Linked DNA regions of Mus musculus: region 1 is linked to region 2. The links are chromatin contacts, found by Hi-C or POLR2A ChIA-PET in ENCODE. All regions are on one chromosome and are shown on one strand. The core of a region is the stretch at or near the end of the contact, and the rest is flanking DNA. Distances in the headings are between cores, read along the strand shown.

Region 1 (2,700 bases), core at 116-2,615, 40 kb after region 2:
AAGTATCTGATATGCAGGATATCTGGTGTCAGACCCCTTGCCAGTTGTTACCCAGTTCGAGAGTCCCTGTTCTGGCTTGCACCTTCCCACGGGGGTTGGCATGGTTACAAATGCTCAGGGACCGCTCATGTGTTTGAAGACCCCTTAGAGCAAACAGAGAAACGCATTCAATGTACTCTATTGCCTTAAATGCCCTCTCCCTCGTCATGGCCAGTTCCCATCGTCCCTGCTGGTATAAGGCCTTGAGTGACAGTGTTACCCCTTCTAAGTAGCCCACTCCATGTCCTCCAGCTTCATCTCTCTGTACAGAATTCACACAGTACTATAAATATAGTACCTCTCTCCTTCCCCCTAACCCTCAGAGTAGGGCATATCTAGCTAGCTTACATAGGCAGCCATGGGCAGTTCTCGATAGCTTTCCTTATGTTCTACCCCAGGGCAAGTTGAGCCGAAAGAAAGCTCAACTTGGTGATGATGACCTTAAGAGTAGTCCTGGAGCCTGGCAGTGGTGGCGCCTTTAATCCCAGCACTCAGGAGTCAGATGCAGGCTGATCTCTGAATTCGAGGCTAGTGAGTTCAGGGTAGCCAGGGATACACAGAGAAACCCTGTCTCCAAAAACAAACAATAAGCAAAAATAGTCATTGATTGAACATGTACCCTGTACTAGGCCCAATGCTAAGTGTTTTATGTGTCTTACTTGAGTTCTTATATCAGCCCTATACAAGGGTTATCATTAAATTTTCCATTTTTTTGACGAAACAGACTCACAGAGGATAAATGACTCTTCCAGGAACTTCTAGTGAGTAAGAGATGGGCTGGGAATACGGCCGACCTATGGTGAAATTTTCAGGGGCTCGTCCGTGAGAGCTAGACGCACCTCAGTATTCCCGAAGAGAGCCTTTATCTCCTGCAACAGCTGCCAGGCCCACGTCCGCTCACGCACTTGCTCCAGGCCGGAGGAGGCTCGCTTCAGCAGCGGCTGCGTGCCACCCCACAGTGCGGCCACCAGCACCAGAGCAAGCACCTGCCCTGAAAGCAAAGGGTCAGAAAGTCACCCGGGTCCTCCTCCGGCCTCCTGCACCCTGCTGCCCGGCTCCATCTCCCTCCCTCCCTCTTCCCGCCGGGCTGTGATCGGTCGGGAGGACCCGCCCAGAGGGCGGCCGAAGTGAGACCAGGGTGCGTGGCTCAGCATTCCTGAGGCTCGGGGATGCCAGGAGACTGAGAACAGAGCTCCCGAGCCAGAGTCGGAGCCCGCGGAGGTGGGGGGCCCGGCTACCCACCCCAGGACGCCGCCATGAAAACGCCAGGCCCTTCTACTTCCGGGAGCGAGAGGGCGGAGCCCCCGCATCCGGAAGTCGTCCCTAGTCTTTTTCCGGTCCCACTCACATTGCCTCTCTCCTCGCGTCACCGCCAGGATGGTGAGTTCCAGGCGCGGCGTGCTGCCGTCGGGGGGCCTCAGTAGGCATGGGACGGGGTTCCCGGCACTGACACCCCGGTTCTGTCCCCACAGAAACCCATCCTGCTGCAGGGCCATGAGCGGTCCATCACGCAGATCAAGTATAACCGCGAAGGAGACCTTCTCTTCACCGTGGCCAAAGACCCTGTGAGCGACTGCGTGAGGGCGGGCGGCCGGGGGTCCGGGGCGGGGGGCCCGGAGGGGGCGAGTTCGCGCCGCCCGGACTGCGGGTGGACAAGGTTTACTGCCTGCGGGAGGGAAATTTTTCTGATAAGTAGGGAAAACCAACCCCATACCGCGGTAGGTTGGCGACAGCATTCCGCCAGGGAAATCTGGAAGGGAAGGGTACCTAGCCAGGGAGAAGAGAATCAGGAGACTGGAAGGGAGCCCAGGGACAGGACAGGACAGAATCAAGTGGTCTGTTCAATCCCACTTTGTTTCCTTTGGGGATTGTCTTTTGAGGCATTTGCATTGGAGGCAATAAACTGATAGTTAACAGTGGAGAGTTAAGTCGGAGCTTGAGATCTGAGCCCTAACTCCTGCTCCTACTAAGCAGTGTGACTTTGAACATGACATTTACCTTTTCTATAAACCACAGTTTTCCCTTTTAATAAAACATGGAGACTTTAATTAGCTCCCTCAGCAGAGTGAGGTCATTTCTGTAAATCGTTTTGCACTGTACCCGATGCATGTAAGTCACTTATTTTAAGTTTCATAGACATGGTTTCATTGGAGCTTCACAGCTGCCCTTTGAAGAAAGCTGTTGACAAGAGTGGGGTATCTGTCCATGGTGGCCAGCACACCTCTCCATCCTCCTGCCTCAGCCTCCTGGTCTTGGGAATACAAGTGTGTGCTACCACACACAGCCCCTCCCAGTCATTTTTTTTTTTTAATGTATGTGTGTGTAATGATTTTGTTTATTTTATGTGTATGGGTGCTTTGCTGCATTGTATGTCTACATAGCATGTGAGTGCCTGGTGCCTGTGAAGGCCAGAAGAGGATATCAAATCTCCTGGAACTGCAGATACAGATTGTTGTAAGCCATCATGTGGGTGTTGGGAATCAAACCCAAGTCATCTGGAGGAGCAGCCAGTGCTCTTTAAGCTCTGAGCCTTCTCTTCAGCTCTCCTAGCCATTTAAAGGAAGGGAGCTCTGTATTTAAGATCACACAGTGAGCTAGTGACAAAGCAGTGGAGCCCATACATCCTTACTGTCATCCGGAGTCAATTGAACAGGACCCGAA
Region 2 (2,700 bases), core at 101-2,600:
CACAATTTGCAACATGCTCTACCCCACAGCCTGACTCTAGCCTCTTGAGGCTGCAGCATTTAGCCAACAGTAATTTCAACACGTGAGTTTCTAGGACAGCCTGATCTACATAGAGAGTTACACGCCAGCCAGCTCTATAAAGCAAGACCTTATCAAACAAAACAAACTCCACACAACAAAAGAATTGAAATCACAATTGTGGGGTTTTTTTTAATGTTCTGAGCCTACACTGGCACTGCAAATCATAATGAAGAACAAAGACGAGAAAAATCTAACATTTTAAAGCAGTAACACTTGATACTTTGCAGAAAGTGGGGCAGGGGTGGTAGGGTGGGAGTTTACCAACCTGCCTAAAGCCAAACTCCCTGGCTTCAATCCCTTTCTGAGGGAGTAATTGCCAAGCTGGTGGGGTTAGAAGGCGGGGCATAAATTGCCTCAGAGAACAGCTGTGGTGTCGGAGAATGGTTCCAACCGGTTTTGGTAGGCAGCTCTGAGTTAGAAGCCAGCATAGTCAAAGATTACGTTCTAGGACACACTAGGCTACACAAAGAAACCCTGACTCAGGGGGCAAAGAAATATTTTTAAAGGATGGGTGCTGGTGTCAGGCTTCCAGCTTTGAATCTGCTATAACCACACAATATTGATGGAGCCTTAAACTATTTACCCTTTACCTGGTGGCCTTTGCCATTAGTCCAAGCCATGGGGAGGCAAAGACAGACAAAACTCTTGAGTTCAAAGCCAATTTAATCTACATAGGGAGTTCCAGGCCTGCCAAAGCCACATATAACGAGATGTTGTCTCTAACAAACAAATAGTAGTTTGTTTTATTTTAACTAGGCTTTTCTGTACTATCGTATATTTCACAGATCACTGAGTATTTTGTACTTAATCCGAGTAATTATGAGAATCAAGCTACTGGATACGAGGAAAAAACGTTTGAATTATTATAAACCTTCTATTGTAATAGAGGGGAAAAAAATGCCAGGCACATAACAAATTAGTTTACCTTTCTATCCCTCTTCCGAGTTCTCAGAGATCATAGAAAGTCATACATGTTTATAAAGGACTAATGAGTGTATGAAAAAAAAAGAAAAAAAAAAGACCAGAATGCCAAAGTTTAAGGCCAATCATAGCTTCAGTACCAGAAAAGAGGCTGACAAAAATCTCTCGACCAATGACATAATTTCGGACCCTCAGGGTATTTGGCTCCTATGCTTTTCGGTTGCATCTCGGGAGTTGTGCGGCGCCGCGAGGCATGAAGGGGCTCGTAGTTTTTCCCACTCCCGCCTCCAAAGCCGCCTTGACTTCTTTTTTCCCAGCAAGCTCCGCGCCCGCGTTTGCTGTTGATTGGCTGCGGCAGGAGAGGGCGGTCCTGTTGGCAGCAGTTACCTAGGTTTCCGGTGCTCGGCCGGAGAGGAGGACGCCGCCGGACGTCCGTGGTGAAGTATGTCTATGGGCTGTACGTGGGACGAGCTCTTCAGAGGGTCTGTGGCCCAGGACGCGTTGGCCGTAGAGGAACAACTAATTCGGGGGGTCGGGGGGAGGGCGGCCTGCCCCAGTGTTGCGCGTGCGTACTCTAGGTCTAGAGGGCGCGTGGGGTGTGGGTGGCTTCTGTGCGCGCGCGCGCGCGGGGGTCCCACGTGGGACCTGGTGGGGCGGGGAGCCGATCGGGACTGGAGCATCCCGCCACGTCAGTCTGCGGCTCTGAGCCAATCCCGCGCTCCGGCTGCCGAGAGGGAGCCGTGTGGTGCCGAGAAGTGGCATTCGGGAGAAAGGAGGCCTCTTCCTTCCCTCACTCACTCAGGGGCAGCTTCTCGGAAACCTTCCATGGGACCGTGAAATCCCGGGCGAAGACCGACCGGTCTGTTTGAAGCTTCGAGCGTCAGATTTGGGGATTTCTTATCTAGTTGTGAAGAAGAATTTTGAAGTCTAGAAAAAAAAAAGCAACTGGGTCCTTAAAGGATCTGCCCCATTTCTGGCCTTGCAGATCACAATGAAGAACCAAGACAAAAAGAATGGGCCTGCCAAACACTCCAACTCGAAGGGCAGCCCGGGGCAACGGGAAGCAGGACCGGAGGGAGCCCATGGACGACCCAGACAGACAGCTCCTGGGGCGGAAGCCGAAGGTTCCACAAGCCAGGCTCCTGGGAAGACCGAGGGTGTGTGCCAGCTCTGCTTTTCCAGTGGGCAGAGGGAGGAGTTTCTGGTACTGGTCTGTCTTCTGAGGCCAGTGTTTACCCAAGAAGAAGGAACTATAGAATGAACGATGCTCATTCTGTGTGATCCTTTTGTTTCCTGGGGAGGTGGTGAACCTTCCCACTCTTAGCCGTGGGGCGCAACCTTGGGAGCATGCTCTGACTGGTTTAAACGAAGACAGTCAAATGAAGCACCCCGTAAGCAAAGTCATATTCCCAGAGAACACTTGCCAGTGGTGGGTAATTGTCCTTCATGAGGTGCAGCGTCTGCCACATGCCAACTGCTCCTCACACAGGGGTGCTTTACACAGTTGGCTTTTATAACAAGTATGTTTGGGTGTTAGAAATACTTGTTTTATAACTAAACAAACTTAGGGTTTAAAAAAACTTAAATTGAGGCCAGGCCTAGTGTCCCTCACCATTGTCCACAGAACTCAGGAGGCAGAGGCAGACAGATCTCGGAGTTTGTGATCAGCCTGCATACTAAGTTCCAAGACAGCCAGGG

The links. A loop is a pair of places that touch in the nucleus more often than their neighbours do. ChIA-PET counts read pairs that join two places held with the same protein, here RNA polymerase II (POLR2A).
Region 1: a map of gastrocnemius shows a loop between it and region 2 (8-fold over the local background). The contact joins the promoter of Eif3i here to the promoter of Txlna in region 2. A Hi-C loop is called at or near these places in 2 of 37 maps with a recorded cell type or tissue (gastrocnemius and heart). POLR2A ChIA-PET finds 5 or more read pairs at or near these places in 4 of 5 experiments (Patski and embryonic stem cell).

The regions. Positions count from the first base shown.
Region 1 is chr4:129,599,313-129,602,012 of GRCm38, reverse strand. It overlaps Eif3i (eukaryotic translation initiation factor 3, subunit I), which reads left to right and starts at 1,365. Exons shown (of 11, transcript NM_018799.2): 1 at 1,365-1,419; 2 at 1,512-1,604. The coding sequence starts at 1,417. It overlaps Tmem234 (transmembrane protein 234), which reads right to left and starts at 1,333. Exons shown (of 5, transcript NM_029748.3): 1 at 1,282-1,333; 2 at 879-1,030. The coding sequence starts at 1,297.
Region 2 is chr4:129,639,715-129,642,414 of GRCm38, reverse strand. It overlaps Txlna (taxilin alpha), which reads left to right and starts at 1,350. Exons shown (of 11, transcript NM_001199695.1): 1 at 1,350-1,444; 2 at 1,988-2,159. The coding sequence starts at 1,994.